Linked DNA regions of Homo sapiens: region 1 is linked to region 2. Evidence: read pairs that join two places in POLR2A ChIA-PET (ENCODE). Cell type or tissue: PC-9. All regions are shown on one strand. Each heading gives the region's core, and the rest is flanking DNA. Links, peaks and the distances in the headings are about the cores only. Region 1 overlaps RC3H1 (ring finger and CCCH-type domains 1). Region 2 overlaps RABGAP1L-DT (RABGAP1L divergent transcript).

Region 1 (5,384 bases), core at 85-5,084, 160 kb after region 2:
ATAATCATATTAAATTATTTACATCCAGGATTTTGTATATATAGGGTTACAATTCAGTCCATACATTTTGGGAAGATGTATTTTTACAATCAAAACTGGGTCTTTGTTCACAAGATATTATTGCTGGAAAAACCTTGAGCCTCAAATTTTAGACTCTATTTCCACTGTAAATTAGTTGATGCTCTGCTGAGGATTAAAAAATTAAGTGTTATAATAGGCCTTCATTAGTTTTCTTCTTTGTGTTTTTATCTCCTGCTTCTAGCTTCATTTTTCAAGGCAGTGAAACATTTTCTCTTCTCTGATGTGGCCCTACATGCTGGTTGCTATGGAAATGTTCCAGAGAAATGAAAAATTAAGTTAAGGTCAAGAATAATGAGTTAAAATCTCATCTCATCGGGCATAGTGGGAAGAGAGCCAAGATTTTCTTCTTACAGACAGTGTGGTTTTGTTTGATAAAAACATTTTTCACAGGCCAACTTATATTTCAGATATGTAAGACCTGGTGTTAATCCCAGCTCAACAGTTTATTGATTTGGGGCCGTTACTTAATGCCGCCAAACCTCAAGTTATCTTCTGTAAAATGGGCATAGTAATGCCTCAGAGGAGTGCCTGGCTCAGAGTAGATAGTTGAATTTTAATTTCCATTTTTCTCTCTCTAAATCAGGAACATATAAAATGAACCTATAATAAAGGAGATGGTAATAAATGTGTCATATGTTTAAATGAAATCTTCACAGCAATGTAATTTAGCTATTTAATAGGGCTATTGCTGTGCTCATAGAACAGATTCGAATAGTTTCTATGTTTCTACATTATTACTTAACATTTTTGAAAACTAAGACTATTAAAAAGCCCTTAATGACTATTTTAACAGCTTTATTGAAGTATAATTTACATACCATAGAATTCACTTATTTTAAATACACAAATGATTTTTAGTAAATTTACAGAGTTGTGCAACCATTACTACCATACAATTTTAAGGCATTTCTGTCACTCCCAAGAGCTCCCTTGCCATAATTACTATAAACTTTTATTCGTGTGGTGGCACAAATTATAGAGTTTCAAAGTACCAGCCTGGGAGTTTGGCTGTCCTGAGTTTGAGTCTTAGTCGTGCCACTTTCTAGCTTTGTGACTTGGGTACTTTGGTTTCCTTATCTTTAAAATGGGCATAATAACTACATTACAGTGTTACTGTGAACATTAATTAGATACTGTATATAGAGCACTGAAAGTATAATATCCTAGTTTTTGCTTCACAAATGTTGGTTATTGGTGGTAGTCCACATTGTGGATATTTAAATAAGAGAAACATCTGAAAACACCTAGCACAGTGACTGACACATGATTGATTTTCAGAAAACAAAGCTGTTCTACGTCTTTCCAGATGCATCATGTCATCACAATTTTGTCTGTAGTTGCTCATTGACAATGTTTTAATCATACTTAAACATCGATGCTCACAATATGTAGTTATTTGTTATTTTGCAGAGGCATACATTTGAATTTAACAGCTAAGGGAGCTGTAAGACTTGGAGTTTGGTATCTACAAACTAGTTACTTAGCTGGTGGACCCAAGCAAGTAGCCTTGTTGTTTATAATTCATATCTTTCTTTCTCTCTCTCTCTTTTTTTTTTTTTTGGTGGAGTTTTGCTCTCATTGCCCAGGCTGGAGTGCAATGGCACGATCTCGGCTCACCGCAACCTCTGCCTCCCAGGTTCAAGTGATTCTCCTGCCTTGGCCTCGCGAGTAGCTGGGATTACAGGCATGTGCCTGCTAATTTTTGTATTTTTAGTAGAGACAGGGTTTCTCTATGTTGGTCAAGCTGGTCTCAAACTCCTGACCTCAGGTGATCTGCCAACCTCAGCCTCCCAAAGTCCTGGGATTACAGGTGTGAGCCACCACGCCCAACAGTTTTTTTTTTTAGAGATGGGGTTTCTCTGTGTTGCCCAGGCTGCAGTGCAGTGGTGTGGTCATAGCTCACTGAAACCTTGAACTCCTGGGATCAAGCATACCTCCCACCTCAGCCTCCTGAGTAGCTGGGACTACAAGTACGTGCCACCACACTCTGCTCATTTTTTATTTTGCTTATAGAGACAAGGTCTTGCCTTTTTGGCCAGGTTGATCTCAAACTCCTGGTCTCAAGTGATCCTCCCACCTCAGCCACCCAAAAGTGCTGAGATTGCAGGCGTGAACCACAGCACCTAGCTGAAATAATTTTTTTATTTTGATAATAAGATCTTTATTTCTTTGTTAAGAAAAAAAACCTGAGTAAAGTCAAATGGTAATATTAGTGATAAAAGTTTAGAGATTTAAGAAAGTGGTGGTTCTTAACCAGAATTTAGACATTGGGATAAATTAATAGTGAAATGTCAGATGTGATATTCTGTACTGTAGCTTCAGTCAATGCCATGAACAAGGCATATAACTGAATAAAGCAGTCTTTTCAGTGTTTTCTGTGAGCACTCTTTAGTGGTGTAAAAATGTGTATATATAATTGGGGAAATTATATGGTATTTTTGAACTTGGGTCTTAGGTCAGACCCTTGAACTGATTGCTATTTAATTATCATGTATATTCTGTATTAGCAATTATCAACAGTAAAATCTCGTCATTTTTGTAGGAGAGGTGTCCTTATTTAAACTGGTGGGGAAACTAATCATTGCTTTCATACTTGAGCAGCAGTGTCACTCTTTTGAATCTTTTTGGAAATAAAGAGGGCTCATCATTTGTCTTCTGTTTCAATTGGAAGGTTCCAATAGAAATACTCCTAATGAACTAGATTTGGCCTGACCCCCAACAGTTTATCTGCAGGCCTTGAATGCATGTGCTTTGATTAGTAGAATTATTTACAGCTGTTTTTGTTTTGTGGCCCTTTTTTAGTTTGCTGACATACCTTTTTCTGAGGAAGTTCAAAAAATCTGGATGTTGGTATATTAATAATTTTATTTCATATGTTTACTTTTGACTGAAAGAATGCTTATTGTATTTAGTAAATCATGTCTTTTGTGGTTTAGATACATGTTGTGGTTGAAGAGTATATAAACTGTCTTTGAGAAGCTTGGAGAATGTTTGGAAGAATGCGTTTAGAGAAAGATACTTAAAGAATGAGGAAATGGAAATTCTTCTTAGATCTATGATCTACAATTAACTGACACTTTGAGTCTCAAAAAAATCTTTGCCTTGTGATTTTTTAAGTCCTGAAATAGGGTCATCTAAGAGTGACTTTCTGTTATTAATCATCAAATTTCCCAGAAAAAGTCAAGGTTTAATATTATTTTCCCCTTGGTCTCTCAAACCTGTATTTATGGTCAAAATAATGCTTTTATTTTTAATGAAGAACTGATTGCTGATTTTTGTATTTTTATTCTATCAAGTTGTTTATAGTTGTGTCAAAGAACTATTTTACTAGAAAATTTAAGAGATTAACAACTACATACCTTACTTTACAAAGTTAATAGAGATGGAGGTGATAAACAAAATTAATAAAGGAATGCTAATTCTTTGAAGGGATAAGTTACAAACTATTTTAAGGTTCTTAAATTTTGAAAAGAACTAATAAGTTTTGATATTTGGCTATCTAAATGTGTAAAAGAAGATTAATAATATTAGGACAAATGTTTTGAATCGTTTTAGAGTGATTATCTTAAGAAGCTTAAATTGTACTCTAAGTGTACTCTAGCTTTGTGTTACTCTTTCAATTTATTTGTACTTATATAAGTAATTCATGATTACATACTTTTGTAAGTTGCCCAACTGTGTAACTGCCATTAAGTTTTTTTGTCTTGTTTTGTTTTAGACAGGTCTCGCTCCGTTGCCCAGGCTGGAGTGCAGTGGAGCAAACATGACTCACTACAGCTCCGACCTCCTGGGCTCAGGCAATCCTCTTGCCTCAGCCTCCCATATAGCTGGGACTACAGGTGCCCATGTCCAGCTAAATTTTTTATATTTCTGTAGAGACGGGGTCTCACTTGATTGCTCAGGCTGGTCTCAAACTCCTGGGCTCAAGAGATCCACCTGTCTCCACCTCCCAGAGTGCTGGGGTTACAGGCGTGAACCACCATGCCTGGCAGTGCCGTTAAGTTTTGTTACCCAAAAAAAAAACAGAATTCCTTTGCCTTTCAAGTAAAAAATGACTCCACAAGAACACAGATTTTGATCAATGGAAGTTTTATTACTTGTCACAAGTAAGGAGAGCACTGGGAGTATTCTCCAAAGCAGTGGGTCTCTGAGGGAAAGTGAGAGGAGGGTTTTATGGGGCGATGGAGAGGGAAGAGAGGGTATGTCACTGCATGTAGAGGAGGGGTCCCAGTGGTGCACATATAGTGAGTCTTTATGCCCGGACGTAGGTCACATGCTATGGTAGTGAAGCTATAGCTTCTCCCAGGATGGAGACTTTAGCATGGTAACGAGGAAAGTTCACTCAGGTTTATCTGTGAGTGGCCAGGGTCTGTGAGGAACTGGTTCCAGCTGTCTAGGTGACTGCATTCTACACAGGGTTTAGGCAAAAATAGGCTGCAAGGCAGGAGGCTATAAAACAGGCTGATTGTTCAAGTTGATTAATTCCTATAGTCCATGAAGACCTTGCTGTCTGCTTACAGCTTGTTGAGTGTCTTTTCAGACCTTTTTCTTCCATTCATTTACATATATTAATACGTAGACTAATATGTAAGGGTTCTTTTCCCTCAGCACAAATGATGTCATATATATTGGTCTTCAAGGCTTTTTTTTTTACTTAATGTATTTTGAGTCTCTTTCCATACATTTTCATAGCACTGGTATGTCTCTGTTTATCTAGAGTGCAACGGCGTGATTTCGGCTCACTGCAACCTCCCCCTCCCGGGTTCAAGCAGTCCAACTGCCTCAGCCTCCCGAGTAGCTGGGATTACAGGCGCCCATCACCACACCTGGCTAATTTTTGTAATTTTAGTAGAGATAGGGTTTCACCATGTTGGCCAGGCTGGTCTCAAACTCCTGACCTCAGGTGATTTGCCCAACTCGACCTCCCAAAGTGCTGGGATTACAGGCGTGAGCCGCCACACCCAGCCCAATTTTTTCAATTGCATCGATTTCTGGTCTTTTAAATCTTATTATAAATACCTTGGTAAAGTTTATTATCTTTCTGTAATATGGACAATCACTGTAATCAATCTGTTTTCCATATTTTTACATATCAGGTTTTCTTAAAGTAAGCATCATGCTGGTGTAGCAGCATATGAGTGCTTTAGGGCCCAAGAGTGAGAAAAGACATATAGTTGTTACTCTTCCTAGTTGAGCCTTGAAGGAGATCATAGTGGACTGTGTGTGATTGGTGAGAATAATATCACAGGAGAACATTGAAAACAATAAAGTGAGTCACCTCCTGCCCCTTCAGTGGCTTTACA
Region 2 (5,384 bases), core at 328-5,327:
GTTTAAAATGTAATATCAAAAATTGGAAACAGACCAGGTGCAGTGGTTCATGCCTGTAATCCCAGCACTTTGAGAGGCCAAGGCAGAATTGCTTGAGCCCAGAAGTTCAAGATTAGCCTGGGCAACATAACAATACCCTGTCTCCACAAAAAAGAAAAAAAAAATTAGAAACAAGTTAAACATTGAACAATAATGTAAGAGTTTAAACTGGTATCTAATGGTACAGAATATCATATTGATTTTATAGTGAGCATTATATTGATTGATTCCCCAGAATATATTTCCACCCCTCTGCAATTGCAAGACAGCCAAGGATCTGATTAGGCCCATCTCCCGCTCCAGGTGTGGACAGTGATTGTGATAATCAGCCTAATCCCATTCTCACTTGACCTGTCAGTATTCACTGATAGGCACTGACATGAGTCTAAATTGGTGCCAGTCACATGGAAGGCCATATCTTGTGTTTGTTGGGAAATGAAAAGTGCTCTTTTTCTTACTCTGGCTAGTGTGATGGGTAGATGTGAGTCCAATAGTTACTGCAGCCACTTTGCTACCATGAGGAAGCCAGCCTGAGGATGAAGCTGACACATGATGGAAGCACTCAAACCCAGCTTGAAGCCTACCCCTTCCTCTGAGACAATAAATTTTCACAGCTTTTTTTTTTTTTTTTAAACAGTCTCACTCTGTTGCCCAGACTGGAGTGCAGTGGCGCAATCTCGGTTCACTACAACCCCTGCCTCCCGGGTTCAAGCGATTGTCCTGTCTCAGCCTCCTGAGAAGCTGGGATTACAGGTGCCCACCACCACGCCCAGCTAATTTTTGTATTTTTAGTAGAGATGGGGTTTCACCATATTGGCCGAGCTGGTCTCAAACTCCTGACCTCAGGTGATCCACCCGCCTCGGCCTCCCAAAGTGCTAGGATTACAGGCGTGAACCACCGTGCCCGGCCTGATTTTGACAGCTTTTTAAGAAGGTTCGAGTTTGGCTTTGTATTTCTTACAGATAAAGCTAAATCTTTCCATGCATACTATGGAACAAATAACTTTAGTTGCATTATATGACTCTTCCAAGGATACGTTTCCAATGATAGAAAGGTAACAAGCTGTCTGGCAAGATTTTACAGGGTCTTGAAAGGAATTTGACCACACCAAAAAATCCTTCCCTGACTGGGCTACCTGATGCCTGAAAGCCCATCGTTACACTTTTTTTTTTTTTCACTTTGACTTAAATCCTGTGCCCTATTTAAATCAACTTTGCCCAAGAAGAGCACTTCATGACTCGAATCACTAATCTTATATAAATGAGTTTATCACATGATTTTTTAGTCTTTTTTTTTTTTACTAACAGGAAGATTTGGAAAAGAGGCACTGGCTACTGGAGGAAGGGAGAAATCACCGAGAGAGCGAAAGATGTAACAGGTAAAACTGGAGATACAGAAGAAAACCTTTTTTATTTCACGGTTTTATGTAGGGCTGAAATTCAGAGTAATCTGGACAAGTCATAATGAGCTTATATGATAAACCAAACCTGTGTTGCAATCGCCCATTTAAGACTAAGAACACAATAAAATATGTATATAGGGAGCAGAAAATTTCCTCAGCAGTAGAAGAGGCAGGCAGAGATCTAAATGCCTGTTTTATTTTATTTTTTTGAGACAGAGTTTCACTCTTGCTGCCCAGGCTGGAGTGCAGTGGCGCAATCTCGGCTGACTGCAACCTCCGCCTCCCGGGTTCAAGCAATTCCCCTGCCTTAGCCTCCGGAGTAGCTGGGATTACAGGCACGCACCACCATGCCCAGCTAATTTTTGTATTTTTTTAGTAGAGACAGCGTTTCGCCACATTGGCCAGTCTGGTCTCGAACTCCTGACCTCAGGTGATCCACCCGCCTCAGCCTCCCAAAGTGCTGGGAGGGATTAAAGGCATGAGCCACTGCGCCTGGCCCTAAATGTCTCTTGAGGAAGAATAGCTAGCCTACTACTTTTATTTCTTTTATTTTTTATATTTTTTATTTTTTGAGACAGGGTCTCACTCTGTCACCCAGGCTGGAGTGCAGTGGTGCGATCTTGGCTCACTGCAACCTCCACCTCCCGGGTTCAAGTGACTCTCCTGCCTCAGCCTCCCAAGTAGCTGGGATTATAGGTGCCCACCACCACACCTGGCTAATTTTTGTATTTTTAGTACAGACGGGGTTTCACCGTGTTGGCCAGGCTGGTCTCAAACTCCTGACCTCAAGTGATCTGCCCACCGTGGCCTCCCAAAGTGCTGAGATTACAGGCATGAGCCACCATGCCCAGCCTCTACTACTTTTAGAATTTGATACTTAATGTAAAGGACACCTACCAAAAATGGTTTTTCCCATACATTATGGTAGGTGTCTGAAATTCATCTCACCATAGGAGTCCTTTTCTTTTATGTGGGGCAGTGATCCTCTGTAGTGTATAACAAAATCACCTTGGGAGTTTATAAAAATGCATATCTCTATGCTCAACCCCCAAGAAATTCAGTACCTCTAAGATAGGCCCCAGGACTTGTTTCAACTTTTTCTTATAAAAAATGTTTAAGCACATAAAAAGTAGAGAGAAGAGTATAATGAGCCTTCATGAGTCAGTCATTCAGCTTGAACAATTATCAATATGTGGCCAATCTCCTTCCCCACCCCTCACATGGATATCACCCATAAATACTTCATCATATAAAGCTCTAAAAGATAAGAATTCTTGACCAGGCATGGTGGCTCAGGCCTGTAATCCCAGCGTTTTGGGAGACCGAGGCAGGAGGATTGCTTGAGCCCAGGAGTTTGAGACCAGCCTGGGAAACATAGCTAGACCCCATCTCTACAAAAAATTTAAAAATTAGCCAGGGGTGATGGCACGCACCTGTGGTCCCAGCTACTTGGGAGGTTGAGGTAGGAAGACCGCTTGAACCTGGGAGGTCAAGGCTGCAGTGAGCCATAAGGGGGTGACAAAGCAATACCTGTCTCAAAAAAAAAAAAGATAAGGATTCCTTTTTGCAATCAATAAAATCCAGAATGTGGGAAACTCTATAGGACATACCACCAAGTTTCTTCAGCAAATAAATTGCATACATATAAGTGAGAAGAAGGATCTGTTGAACTTGCTTGGATGTTGATTTTGTTTGTCCTTTTTAACATCTTCATGAGATATAACAGACATACAATAAGCTATTCATATTTAAAGTGTACAATTTGACAAGTTTTGACATATGTACGCAACTGTGAAACCATCACCACAATCAAGAGTAAACATATCCATCATGCCCCTTTGTAATCTCTCCCTCCTACTCTGACTCATACCCCTCCATGTCCTCAGGCACTCACTGATGTTGCTAGAGATTTGTTTGCATTTTCTAGAATTTTCTATAAATGGAATCATATAGTATGTATTCTTTTTTTGTGTTGCTTTTTTTACTCAGTATAATCATTTCAGGATTCATCCATGTTTTTGCACTTGTCAATAATCTATTCCTTCTAAGTCTTTGAGTCTCACAACATGTATCAAGTTCCAGTACTCATGTGAGCCACTGGGCTTCAGTATATACTTGACTTCAGCTTCCTGTAATGCTCTGGTTTTTTGTTTTCCTTTTTCTAAAAGCTAGTGATTTCCTTTTCTTTTTTCTTTCTTTCTTTTTTTTTTTTTTTGTTATTGTTGTTGTTTCGATGGCTAAAAAAAAAATTTCTTTGAGACAGGGTTTTACTGTGTCGCCCAGGCCACAGTGGAAGTGGCATGATCACAGCTCACTGCAGCTTCAATCCCCTGGGCTCAAGTGATCCTTTCACCTCAGCCTCCCGAGTAGCTGGGACCTCAGGTGAACGCTGCCATGCCTGGATTTTTTTTTTTTATTTTTGATAGAAATGGGACATCTCTATGTTGCCCAGGCTGGTCTTAAACTTCTGGGCTCAAGTGAGCCTTCTGCCTCAGCCTCCCAAAGTGCTAGGATTGCAGCCACCATACCTAGCTGATTTCCCTTTCTTGCTTTCAAGCTTGACAAAATACATTTTTTCAATTTTTAAAGTTATTATCCCACATTTGTATATTTTTGTAAAGGTAGGGAGTCTTTCCTTGTCAGCCCAGCTAGCCATATTAGTCTGAATTATGTTAATTTTTTAATAATGTAAAGAAACTATACAAAGAGGGAGGCTGCTTTTCTACAGATGTGGTATCTTCCTTCCTGATGCTTTCCCTGCACAAGCGTTTCCAAACAGAGCTTTGGCAGTAAACTCCAAGTTCCTTTGAAGTACTTACCATAGGCCTACTAAATTGCAGGTTTTGAATATATAAGAAATATTCCTTAAATACATATGTTTTGTAGAAAAAGCTACTTCAAAAATTACAAATACTTTCATGGTAAAGGGAGGAAAATTACCACTTTCCTCTTCTGAGTCAAGGGAAGTTCACGCCCTCTCCACCACACCCTACCCCTCCCTCCAAGACATTTTTTTAGTCCTTTTCCCTTTGCCACATAAAAAATAAGCTGCAAATTTGAAAAAAGATTATGTCTAATTCTAAGAGACTCTCTAATACAAAAGTAAATGAGAATTATAAAATGACAAATGCCATTGCTTTAGAATATATTAAAATATTCCTAAAACTTTGTCTAACACTTTCAATTTCAGGAAAATTCTTACTATTTAATTCTCTGATTTGGTGACGGTGACAATAACAACCTCTTCGTGGAAGATTTTTAGTTTTTGACACACCTACATACATCATTACTAATAATTTCAAACTGCTAATAATTTCAAACTGCATATGAAAATCAGAATTGTATCTTGTAATTATATTCAAAATATCTTGTTTCATAGGCAGATGGTGCATAAATTGATAGCCATTGTGTTATTCTCTGTACCTTTTGATGTATTTTAAATTATGTAATCATTTTTAATTGAATTCCACCATCAATGTATGCCTTACTTTGGATGCATACCCTTTAATCTCATTTTTGTAGAATTGATATCTTGCTCTACTGTACCCCACAACACCAGATACATATATTTTTACTGCACCTATAACACTTTCATACATTTAAAATTTTTTATCACCATCTTTTTCTACCAGACTGAACACTTTGAATTCAAAAATTATGGGTTTTTTTTTCCTAGTACCTAGGCATTCAGTATGTTTATTGTATGAATGATTGAATGAATATATTTACAAATTTGTGTTAGAATTTGCTGAGATGCTTCTCTTAGTGAAACAGAGAGCTTAAATAATAGAACAAATCCCTGATTACTGACCATGAGTTAGTCTTTCTTTGGTTGCAAGTGACAGAAGTGTTCTCTACATAGAGAAAGCAAGCATTTAAAGAACACTGAATCTACAGTACAATTAAATATCTTTACCAATAATTCAAACTTATTAGTAATTA

What was found. Peaks named below come from ENCODE experiments on the same cell type or tissue, not always from the same donor. Only the 100,000 strongest peaks of a DNase experiment are listed, where the experiment ranks them.
Region 1: POLR2A ChIA-PET joins it to region 2 with 12 read pairs; 3 of 35 experiments call an interaction of 5 or more read pairs at or near these places.

The regions. Positions count from the first base shown.
Region 1 is chr1:173,995,636-174,001,019 of GRCh38, reverse strand. The region is part of intron 1 of RC3H1 (ring finger and CCCH-type domains 1); the gene reads left to right. Among named protein-coding and RNA genes, the nearest start is that of RC3H1, 24 kb to the left of the region's middle. In PC-9, for the core only: no CTCF peak of the experiment used is centred there; a DNase peak (open chromatin) is centred at 3,059; H3K27ac peaks cover 931 bases.
Region 2 is chr1:174,151,661-174,157,044 of GRCh38, reverse strand. RABGAP1L-DT (RABGAP1L divergent transcript) reads left to right here. Exons shown (of 4, transcript NR_121197.1): 3 at 1,348-1,418. Among named protein-coding and RNA genes, the nearest start is that of RABGAP1L-DT, 4.9 kb to the left of the region's middle. RefSeq lists an enhancer at 3,180-3,289. In PC-9, for the core only: no CTCF peak of the experiment used is centred there; a DNase peak (open chromatin) is centred at 3,284.